2 separate regions of the Homo sapiens genome follow, and region 2 is linked to region 1. The links are chromatin contacts, found by Hi-C or POLR2A ChIA-PET in ENCODE. All regions are on one chromosome and are shown on one strand. The core of a region is the stretch at or near the end of the contact, and the rest is flanking DNA. Distances in the headings are between cores, read along the strand shown.

The links. Hi-C counts contacts between places; a loop is a spot of excess contacts on that map. ChIA-PET counts read pairs that join two places held with the same protein, here RNA polymerase II (POLR2A). Pooled maps may share reads with other maps.
Region 2: a map of astrocyte of the cerebellum shows a loop between it and region 1 (5-fold over the local background). The contact joins two enhancer-like sites. A Hi-C loop is called at or near these places in 6 of 168 maps with a recorded cell type or tissue (CD14-positive monocyte, Right ventricle myocardium inferior, adrenal gland and 3 more) and 3 of 50 pooled maps. POLR2A ChIA-PET finds 5 or more read pairs at or near these places in 1 of 52 experiments (WTC11).

The regions. Positions count from the first base shown.
Region 1 is chr9:90,124,236-90,129,642 of GRCh38, forward strand. No RefSeq gene overlaps it. Among named protein-coding and RNA genes, the nearest start is that of MIR4290HG, 85 kb to the left of the region's middle. Within about 2 kb of position 3,881, at least 3 of the 41 ENCODE cell types and tissues checked have a DNase peak (open chromatin) inside an H3K27ac peak, as active enhancers do.
Region 2 is chr9:90,879,321-90,884,997 of GRCh38, forward strand. All of the region lies in intron 11 of SYK (spleen associated tyrosine kinase), which reads left to right. Among named protein-coding and RNA genes, the nearest start is that of SYK, 80 kb to the left of the region's middle. RefSeq lists a silencer at 832-1,044. Within about 2 kb of position 1,298, at least 3 of the 41 ENCODE cell types and tissues checked have a DNase peak (open chromatin) inside an H3K27ac peak, as active enhancers do.

The sequences.
Region 1 (5,407 bases), core at 2,631-5,130:
TTTAGCCGGGATGGTCTCGATCTCCTGACCTCATGATCCGCCCGCCTCGGCCTCCCAAAGTGCTGGGATTACAGGCGTGAGTCACCGCGCCCGGCCGCTCCGAATTTCTTTTTGGCTTCTTTTTAGGTTTTCAATCTCTGTATTAATATTTCCATTTTGCTCATACATTGTTTTCTTGACCATTGTATGTCCTACTTTAGTTCTTTGAGACTCTCTAGTACAAATGTTTTGAAGTTTTTCTTGTAGCTCTGCCATCAGGTCTTTTTCAGGGACAATTTCTGTTGGCTCACTTTTTTTTAATCTTTGAGTGGACCATATTATCCTGCTTCTTTGTATACTTTGTGATTTTTTTGTCAAAATTGCATATTTGAATCTAATAATGTGTTAACTCTGAAAATCAGATTCACTCCCTTCCCCAGGCTTTGCTACTTTAAAAAGTTGGTGTAGCTTGTGTCTTTGCTAAGGATTATCTTGACATATAAACTTAAGGTCATCTTGGGTCTTTTCTGAGCCTTCATCTTCCTCTGGAGATTTGTGGTTATTCCCTAATTTCCCTCATGTAAGTGGAGACTTTTGAATCTCCTAATCTTCAGTATCTGTCTACCAAAAGAGGAAATAAAGAGGTACAAGGGGACTTGGTCTTTTAAACTCCCAGAAAGTCACTTCAGCCATAGAAAAAAGTGACCCAAACCATGAAGGTGCAACAACCATGGCCACTGGACTCTTTGTCTGCACTTTGGTAATCAGAAGCAGCAACTAGTGATCAGACCATAGATTCTTAAATTAACATTTGGAGGACAGGGTCCTTTTTGACCACACTGGCTTCTGCAAGCTGTGTGCAAATTGGCAGAGAAACACTTGGACAGCTGTGGGGTGGAGGATGGGTTGCTGCTACAGTGCTAAGAGCTACAGTTGACATAAATTAACTGCAAATTACCATCCAAGCCTTCCCCTGGAAGCTGCAAGCCTCTAATTGATTCCAGAGTTGCAAGATAGTTACATCAGACAGATTCTGCCAGTGAAATTGTTGTCTAGTGAGAAGACAGATTTCTGGCACTTCCTACTCTTACATCTTCTCCAAATTTTCCTTTTCATTATTTCCATTCGGTAAAAGTATAAGATGTTACACATCAACTAAAACCACTAGTGAATGTCCTAAAGCAAAGTGCACACACACACACACACACATCCAATAAATAATGAAGTTGGTGTTAAGATGCAAAATTGTTAAAGTATTGCTTTTGGATTACTAATTAACATGATAATTAGCAAACAGTTGCTTTGAATTCAGCATTATGTCTTTGCTTGGCATTTGCAACATCTCTAGTGCACATTGAAGGGTTTTTAAAATGGCTAAAGATGACTATCATGTTAGACCAATTGTATTTGGAAGGGAACCCAAGGCTTTTGCTATATATCATTTTGGTTAATATACTATGTTGAATTTAGGGAATCTAAATACAAGTTTTATTCATATAAACATTAACCAAAGTATGAGATATATATCTATATAGATACAGATAGATATTCATTCTATGAAATTTAAATGTTCTACCTAGAAAACAGTCGCTGATGAGATTTTAAGGCATGCCTAAATGGGGAAACATATTTTTATTTTAGATCCTTGATCCTTCTTCTGAGCAAACAAGGAACTTTATGTGCTTTTACTATCCACTAAATCTTCTTATTACTTCAAAAAATTTTAATTTTACTGTTTCTTCGAAACAAAATTGCTGTTATTACTATTTTTTAAACTATGATGAGCTCATTAGATGTTACAAAAAGGTTTACAAAATCTTTTCTTTCTTGTGTTACCTGTATTTCACTCATTTCTCTGGAACTCTCTACCCTCTCTTTAGGAAGGTTTTCTGGATGTTAATCTACTTTGTATCTTTCTATGTTTGAAAATGTTTCTACTTCATCCTCATTCTTGAAAGATAGTTTAAGTAGGTACAGGGTTAACAATGACGCTCTCTACTTCTGTATTTCTTGACAAACCCTGACCCTAGAATGCAATTCAAACAACAGGCTACTTGCATTGCTCTGAATCCTCCACAAAGCCCCAGGAGAGAAGCAGCTGAATTTTCCTGTCCCTGAGCCCTGAAGTTTCTGTCTAAACATGAAGCAGGTGAGCAAGCACTGAGAATTAATTACCCCTTTTGCCACATACATTATATCATTTCCTTATGATCTCCTTCTGGGTCTACGATATGAACGTCTTCCAAATTAGACCTTTCTCCAGAGTGCTGCTTAATTCCCAAATATTGTTTGGTTCATTTTCATGTGGACATATTATTATTATAATGCTTTTATAGTAAGGTGCAGGGTCAAGTTACAAGGTCAAAAAGAGCGTGAATATGTAATAAAGCTTCATGAGACGCTATATGCTGTTGGGGACCATCTCTATAGTGATGAAAAGAATGAGAGGCACTCTCCAGTTTCGCCTATTTTCCCTCCTTGCTTTTTCTCTCCCTTTCCAAGATTAGATTCTCTTGAATTTATGTATTTTAATTCTCAGTTTCTCTTCTCTAATCCTGATGCATTTTTCCCTTCTCCTGTTCAACAGATTTTTCTCTGGTTAATGCTTTCTATTCAACATACAGAATTCTAGATTGGAAGTGGTGATTTTAAGACTGAAATGATTTTATTGTCTTCTGGTATCTATTGCCACTAATGACAAATCTGCTAATTGCCAGTCCTTTGTGGGTCTTTTTTCTCTGGTAGTTTTAAAAACTTTTTTTTCTTTAATAGCCTTTTGCTTTACCCCAATATGACTAGGCTAATTTTTCTTTACCTTGTTATTCATTTCTTCCTCCAGTCTGAAAAATTCTCAGTGAGTTTTTCAAACATGAGTTTATATCTTCAACTGTTTTCTCTTTCTGTGCTGTGTAGGCAGATATTATTTAGTTTATCTTCTTATTTACTGAATATTCCCTCCCTTCCCTCCCTCCCTCCCTCCCTTCCTTTCTCTCTCTCTCTCTCTTTCTTTCTTTCTTTCTTTCTTTCTTTCTTTCTTTCTTTCTTTCTTTCTTTCTTTCCCTCAGATGGAGTCTCGCTCTGTTGCCCAGGCTGGAGTGCAGTGGTGCGATCTTGGCTCACTATAAGCTCCGCCTCCCAGATTCATGCCATTCTCCTGCATCAGCCTTCTGAGTACCTGGGACTACAGGCACCCACCACCATGCCCAGCTAATTATTTTGAATTTTTAGTAGAGATGGGGTTTCACCATGTTAGCCAGGATGGTCTCGATCTCCTGACCTCGTGATCCACCCACCTCGGCCTCCCAAAGTGCTGGGATTACAGGAGTGAGCCACCACACCTGGCCTGAATATTCTTTCTTTTAAAGAGAAAAATGATAGATAATGTTTATACTGTCTTTCAAGAGTTTTTTAAATTTCAATGACTATATTTGCCATTTCTAACATTTCTAATTGATTACTTTTTAGGTACACATGTTCCCTGTGCTTTCCTTCATAATATTTTTCAATGCAGCTATATCCCTCTTTTGTCTTTCAGAAGATATGAAAAAATTATATTACAGCTGTAATATACAGCTGTGTTGGGCTACTTTGCTAGTCTTGAGTGAATACTCTGCTGTATTTGCTGCCTGGTTAGTGTTGGTTTCTGCTGTGTGGTCAGAATTTTATTTTGCAAATGCATCTTGAAGAAGAAATTTTAGTTTTTTCTCTGTAATCACCCCAGATGTTTTAGAAGCTTCATTATTGCTCTCATCACCTTATCCCTATGGCTTCATAAAGGCCACAGTTCCTGTATGGACAGCCTGAGCTTCCTGTCCTGGAGTGACACTCAGTATATCTGAGATCAAGTTCTCGAGGTAGCAGTGGCTTGGCCAGGTCCTGGCACTATGCATGTGTCTGCTGAGCAGCCTGTGCCCTCCGCTCCCCGGGTATGGCCTGTGTCACCAGCGCTAGCTTCAGCAGCCTTATGCAGTACACCTAGTTCTCATCCTCCACACAAACAGCGTGCTTTCAGTGTGGTTGTCTCTCAGGAGTGTAAGAGATCACACCTCTGTCTCTTTCCACTTCTGAAGGCTATGAGGCTGCAGCTTGCTGTCTCAGGCCTCAAGCTTCCCTCTATGTTTCTGACCCATTTCTGATCCATGAAACTATGTGTGCCTGTTTTTACCTTATTTTTTGTGTTACCTATGATTTCTATGTGGGCGAAGGAGGTAGGATTAAATGCTTGATCTCACAGTGCCATTCTGAGAGGTTTTCAGCCTCTCTATTCTGAATGAGTTTAGCAGCCTCCCCACCCCCCAGCACACATGAAAGGAGGGGGCTCAGAGGGTCTCTTAGGTCCCCAGTGCCAAGGGTTTGGGTGTGATGAAGGACATGATTCCGGTCAGTGCCTCAATCACAAACAGGGCAGGGCAAGAGGGTGCACAAAGTTTGGTGTGACCTGTCCCCATAAATGGAGAAGCAACTCAAATCCCACATCCTGCCCCAAGGCATGAAGAGATAGGTGGGAAAGCAGCCCTTCTCCTCTCCTGGAGGAGGCTCCTCAGTGCCAGCGACAGGATGCTCTGTCCCTGGTATGGACTACTGTTCCCACTGCCCATGTACATAGTAAGCCGTGTGCTATAAAAAGCAACCCATATAAACAGTCACTGAATCGCCTGTTGAATTGGGAACATTCCTGCTGATTAACCTGAAAGCTTTTTCCAATTGAAGATTGGCATAGGGGTTGAAAATATAGAATGTATTCAGTTTTACATTGTTTAGAGTACTCTAAAAAAAATCCCTTTAAAAATGTCTTCAGGCGAGCGTTTTGGAGCACACAATAAACAGCAGATAAAAAGGACAGTATTTCCCAGGAAATCGAAGTTGACATATTTGTTTTCAGTTGCTATTTATGACATGTTGGGAATTGTTCCTCTTTATTTGTGGTTGTATAACAACCCACAATCTAGTTCTCTCACTCTGACCTAATTCCAGAGGTCTGCATGTCCTTCCCCAAGAAGGGCTGGGCTCCTCCTGTCTGACCACTACCTGGCCTTGATTAGTGTGACCTTCTTTTGTAGCTAGGCGCCAGCCATGTGGGGTTGACCCTTATTAGTGGCCATCTCAGGCCATAGAGGGCATGTATTTGTTCATTCCTCAGGACTGATTGTCTGGGAATATGAAGGTCTTTCAAAATTATGCTCCAGATGGAATAGAACCTGGACCAAGTTCTTTCTGCAGTGATAACTAGTAATGGAGTGGTAAACTGTGTGCAAATGGATGGAATCTAGCATCATGGAGGTCCTTATGCATGAACAGCTTGATAACACAGATTAGCAAACACAGAGACCACTCGTCTTATGGTCAGCAGTAAAGTGGACATTGTGCCGATGGAAGTGATCTTCTGGCTTCCATATCTGAAGGACAGATGGCTCGGCTCTGGAAACAG
Region 2 (5,677 bases), core at 48-2,547, 750 kb after region 1:
CTTAACATTACGAATCTCAGTAGAGGGTTTACTGCACTGCATTTCTCAAACCAGATTCATCCATGGCATCCTTTTCTGATAGGACATTTCATAACATGTGGTGGAACACTGTCCCACAGCATGGAGCTATTGGAGCTTGGAGCTCCAGTACTGCAGTTCAGAGCTCCAATATTGCAGCTTGGAGCTATTCCAAAATAACTTTCTAATGAACACCTACCTATACATGCAAAAGTTAGAAAGTGAAGATTTACCAAATAAACTCGTCATCTGTGTATGTCCACTACATATGTAGAAATTGTTCTATTGGCTTAACTGGTATCCAGAAGAGTTGAAGTGTCAAAAAATAGATGCAGTGCTGGAAAGAAGAGATCTAGATAGTTATGTGACTGAAGCTAAAAGAAATATGCCCCTTGGTTTGGTGAGGCAGAGATTATCAAGAATTAAGGGTGGACTTCCAGCAAAACATAAAGTAGAAACTAGTTCTGGGTGCAGGTTTGGACTTCCTAAAAAATAATTTCACAGTGACCAATCCCCTTGCTAATATAACTTGACCCCTCTCTGAACCCTCAAATGAACCAATAACAACTAAAAGAAGAAAAGATAAGAAAGCTCTATCTTCATATTAACTCATCTGTGGTGTATACCTAGGGTCTATGTTAACCAACTGGAAAACGTGATGGCACCAATCCCACTGAGTCAAAGAGGGTGCCGAAGGCAGGTTAACAACCCTGCTAGTCTCTGGTGAAGTCCACATGCTCAGAAATAGATGGCAGACCTTCAAAATCTACCTAGTGGGTGGCAGATAGGATCCTGTGTTTCATGCCCTGCAGTGGTCAGAGACCCCACCCTGAGTGACAATACCCACCCACTCACCTTTCCCTAAGAGGCAGTCCATGGACTGGTAGGTGATGGGGAATGGTGGACCTCGGCCAGCAAAGGGACTGCATGAAGGGTAAGCCACAAGAGCCAAGCTCCCAGGCAGGCAGGCAGACTCCACCATCTTGAGCACAAAGGCCAGGCGAGAGTACAGCAGGGGTCAGGCTGGCCCTCCTCACCCCATTCTTCATACAGTAGCTTCCCAGAAGGAAGCCCCTTCAGAGGTGAACCACTGTGAGAAAGGCATCAGCATGGGCCTGGATAGAAATAGCAGGGAAACAGAGCAAGGAAGACAGCAGCCTAGGATGACCAGCATGGGACATGCTGGAGAAAGAAGCCTGTTGTAATGCTGGATGTACCTCATCATGATCATTACAGAAAAGAAGACAGCCTGTCTGAAACAAGGACACAGAGGAGATAGAGAAAATGAAACATGAATGCTGGGCACCTTATCCACTGCTGTATAACAAATCACCCCAAACTTACTGCCAAAAACACCACCAGGTGTTGGTTTCCCTGCCGTCCTGCTGTGTGGGCAGGGCCAGGTAGGCAGGGTTCAGTGCGTCTGCTCACACAGGGGATTGCACAGTGGCCCGAGGGACAGGAGGACCGTTTCCACTCTGCTCACTCACACTACTCAGCCACTGAGCAGCTGGTTAGACACAGCCCATGCTGGAGACCTCTGCGGGGCTGTCAGCCAGCTCACCTGCACATGGCCTCTCCTTGGGGCCCTTGGGCTTCCCTTGGGCCCATGCTTCCCTTGGGCAGCATGGCAGCTGCGGGCTGAGAGCAGTTACCCAAGAGGCAGGAAGTGGGGGCTGCCAGGCCTATAAAACCAGGCCCAGAAACTACCTCAGGGTCACTTCCACCTGATCCTATTGGTCAGAGCAGCCAAGGCCACCAGCTTCAAAGGATGGGATAGATAGAACCACCCTTTTGAGGAGAAGTGTCAAAGAGTCAAAGAACATGGGGCCAATTCTAAAACTGCTGTAGATATTAAACAGCATACCATTAAAAAGTAAACTAAACTAAAAAGTAAACCAAAGATTGTCTTTGGACAATCAATGAAGAAAAAAAGCCACTAGGGAAATAAAAGCCATCTTGGAAGCAGCAAAAAGAGACAAAACTACCGAAAAGATAGGGTAGTGGAAGATTTCTGTATGAAAACAAAGCAAAGTGAAATGGAAAAGAATAAAAAGTGGGCCGGGCGTGGTGGCTCACGCCTGTAATCCCAGCACTTTGGGAGGCTGAGGTGGGTGGATTACCTGAGGTCAGGAGTTCGAGACCAGCCTGGCCAACATGGTGAAATCCCGTCTCTACTAAAAACACAAAAATTAGCCAGGCATGGTGGCAGGCACCTGTAATCCCAGCTACTCTGGTGGCTGAGGCAGGAGAATTGCTTGAGCCCGGGAGGTGGAGGTTGCAGTGAGCTGAGATCGTGCCACTGCACTCTAGCCTGGCCAACAGAGCAAGACTCTGTCTCAAAAAAAAAAAGGAATAAAAAGTGAAACAAGATCAAAGAAAAGTGCTAGCTGTGGAAGCAAACGAACGCTGGCACTCGGGAAACCATGCGTGACAGGGTAGATTTGTGCAGCATCACAACTGAAAAACACAGGTGTTCTTTGATCCAGCAGCTCCTTCCGAGAGCAAACACACACATCTGGTAATGTGCACTCTAGCACGGGCTGCCACGGCAAAAATCTGGAAACTGCCTGACGACTGCTCCGCAGGGTTTGGTCCAATCAGTCATAGCAGATTCACAGGAAGCTCACAATGCAACCCTTTTAAAAGTGACTTATTTGCATGTGCTGACCTAGAAATATGTCTACTATACATGGTTAGGTAGAAAAATTAAAAAGTACAGTGCTCAAAGAATATGCCCCTAGTTTTATGACCAGAAAAAAGTATACACTACCTATTTATGCATGTATCTAGGTTATTCTGAAGACAGCCTAAATTTCATTGCATTTAAGATTTGTCAAAGGTTTACTTTTTTCATCAGTTCAAAATTCAGAAGAAACCTGAAATAACACACATGGTTGTATTGTTCATGACTTGTAAGATCAAAATTTTAAAATAGCACACAAGGTGATGGAAACAGAAGTATAATCAGTTGTATCATTTGGAAGAGAAGTGCCAGGGCACCTTATGGTCTCCAGATTGATGTCCTGAATGTCTCCTTGTGATCCACTGTAGTGTCATGAAATCAGTTTTCACTGAAATCATGTCCCCCTCTCCACCCCAATGAGACCTCACACAGGTGACATCAGCAGAAGATAACCAGACTCCGCTGTGTGCCCCCTGAATCCCAAACCCAGAGAGAGGGTTTTGCTATGCAGTTTTGACCTCTGTACTATCACTTGCTTTTTAAAATTAGGAAATTAGAATGCTTAGATCATTTTTTAATGATGCTAGCAAGTAGTGCATGCTAAAATAATTGACCTGGGTGGAGAACTGATCAAGATGGACGACTAAATGCAACTAGTATATGCTCCTCCGTAGAGACGGACCAAAATAACAAGTACATATTCACACTTCCAATAGATGGTCTAAGAGAGAACACAGATGCAACCAAGGAGCGACAGGAAGCACCAAAAGCAAAGCACAGGGAAACAAGGCAGCCTGCTTGGCCAGGAATGACTGGGAGCTGGGAGAAGCTTCCAGATATGGGGAAAGCATAAATGAGAGATCCCCAGGGCTCCACATTCCAGCCAAGGACTTCTACAATCCTAGCGACAGAAGAACCCCTCGACCCACGTGGGCCTTAAGACTAACATAGGGAGCTGCCTAGGGATCACACAGAGGCATTGCTCCATAGAGGGAACTCACGCTGAGTCCCACAGGCTTCCAAGCTCTGAGTAGCTGCAGCTTGGTGCCATACTGAGAACCAAGTCCCCAAAGGACTGCATCTTGCCCTGGGACTATTGCTGATGCTGCCATCACCAGGCCAAGGACAGAGGGGAGAATGGACACCTTCACACACCCCAGGGACAGATCCCCCTGCTGCTACAGGCTGCTGTGGGGCTGAGACACAAGCAAATCACACCCCCTATAGCTGCCTGCCTACACTGCTCCCCCTGAGAATGTCCGCAGCCTCCCCAGGAGCAGGCCCATAGCCAGCGCCATTCTGAGAGCCAAGCCTCCAAAGGTCTGTGTCCTTCCTTGGGCCAGGGCTGATGCTGCCACTGCCCCGCCACATAGGGAGAAGGGAGGCCAGGCACTTTCACATGCCACAAAAACAAATACCACCACCACTGCTGAGGGCTGCTGTGGGACCAAGGCTCAAGAAGACTGCATATCCCACAGCTACCTGCCTACTCTGCACCTATTGAGAGTGGCCCTACCCTTTCTGGTGGTAGGCCTTCAGGGCAGCCACTGCTGGCAACCTAGAGACCACCCCTCCCTGCGTATCACAGCCAGCAGCTGAATGCACCACCAGGGAGCCTGAGCACAAGTCCATTGGCCTAGTCACATGCCCCAATACTTGAGCATGACATCCTGTTGCAGCCACCGCCAACACCAACATGGACCACTTGGGTTCCAGTGAGTTGCCCTACCACCATTACTGCCATCACCCACATCACACCCACTCCCCAGGAACCCAAGAACCTGCCCACATGCCCAGCCACTGCAGCATCCACACAATCTACCTGAAAGCCCAAGGGTCAGCCTTCTTAGACCTACTAACACCAGTGCTAGTGTATACCGCCCTAGGGCCCAAGGACAGGCATACTCAGCTCACTGCTGTCACCACTGGGGTCTGAAGACTGGCCCACCTAGCATCCTATTCACAGTACACCTTCACAACAGCCTCCACTAATAACCATACCCTAAGGCACTGAGAAAATCACAGGTGTCACTGAGGCTGTTTATGGCCATAGAAATTATACATAGATTAAATACTGCATTCACCCCAAATCAAACCCAAAGTGCCCTACATATATATATGTGTGTGTGTATATATACACACATACACATACGTGTATATATACACACATACACATACGTGTATATATACACGCATATACACATACACATACGTGTATATATACACATACACATACACATACGTGTATATATACACACATATACACATACGTGTATATATACACACATATACACATACACATACGTGTATATATACACACATACACATACGTGTATACATACATACACACATACGTGTATATATGCATACATACACATATGTGTATATATACATACATATACACATATGTGTGTACATATACATACACATACACATATGTGTGTACATATACATACACACACATACACATATGTGTACATGTACATACATACACATACACATATGTGTACATGTACATACATACACATACACATATGTGTACATGTACATACATACACATACACATATGTGTACATGTACATATATACACATATACACATATGTGTACATGTACATATATACACATATACACATATGTGTACATGTACATATATACACATATACACATATGTGTACATGTACATATACACATATACACATATGTGTACATGTACATATACACATATACACATATGTGTACATGCACATATACACATGTGTACATGCACATATACACATATGTGTACATACACATATACACATATGTGTGTATATACATATACACACATATGTGTGTATATACATATATACATATATACATATATATACATATGCACATATGTGTATATATACATATATATACATATGCACATATGTGTATATATATACACACATATATGTGTATATATATATATACCCAACATATATATACCC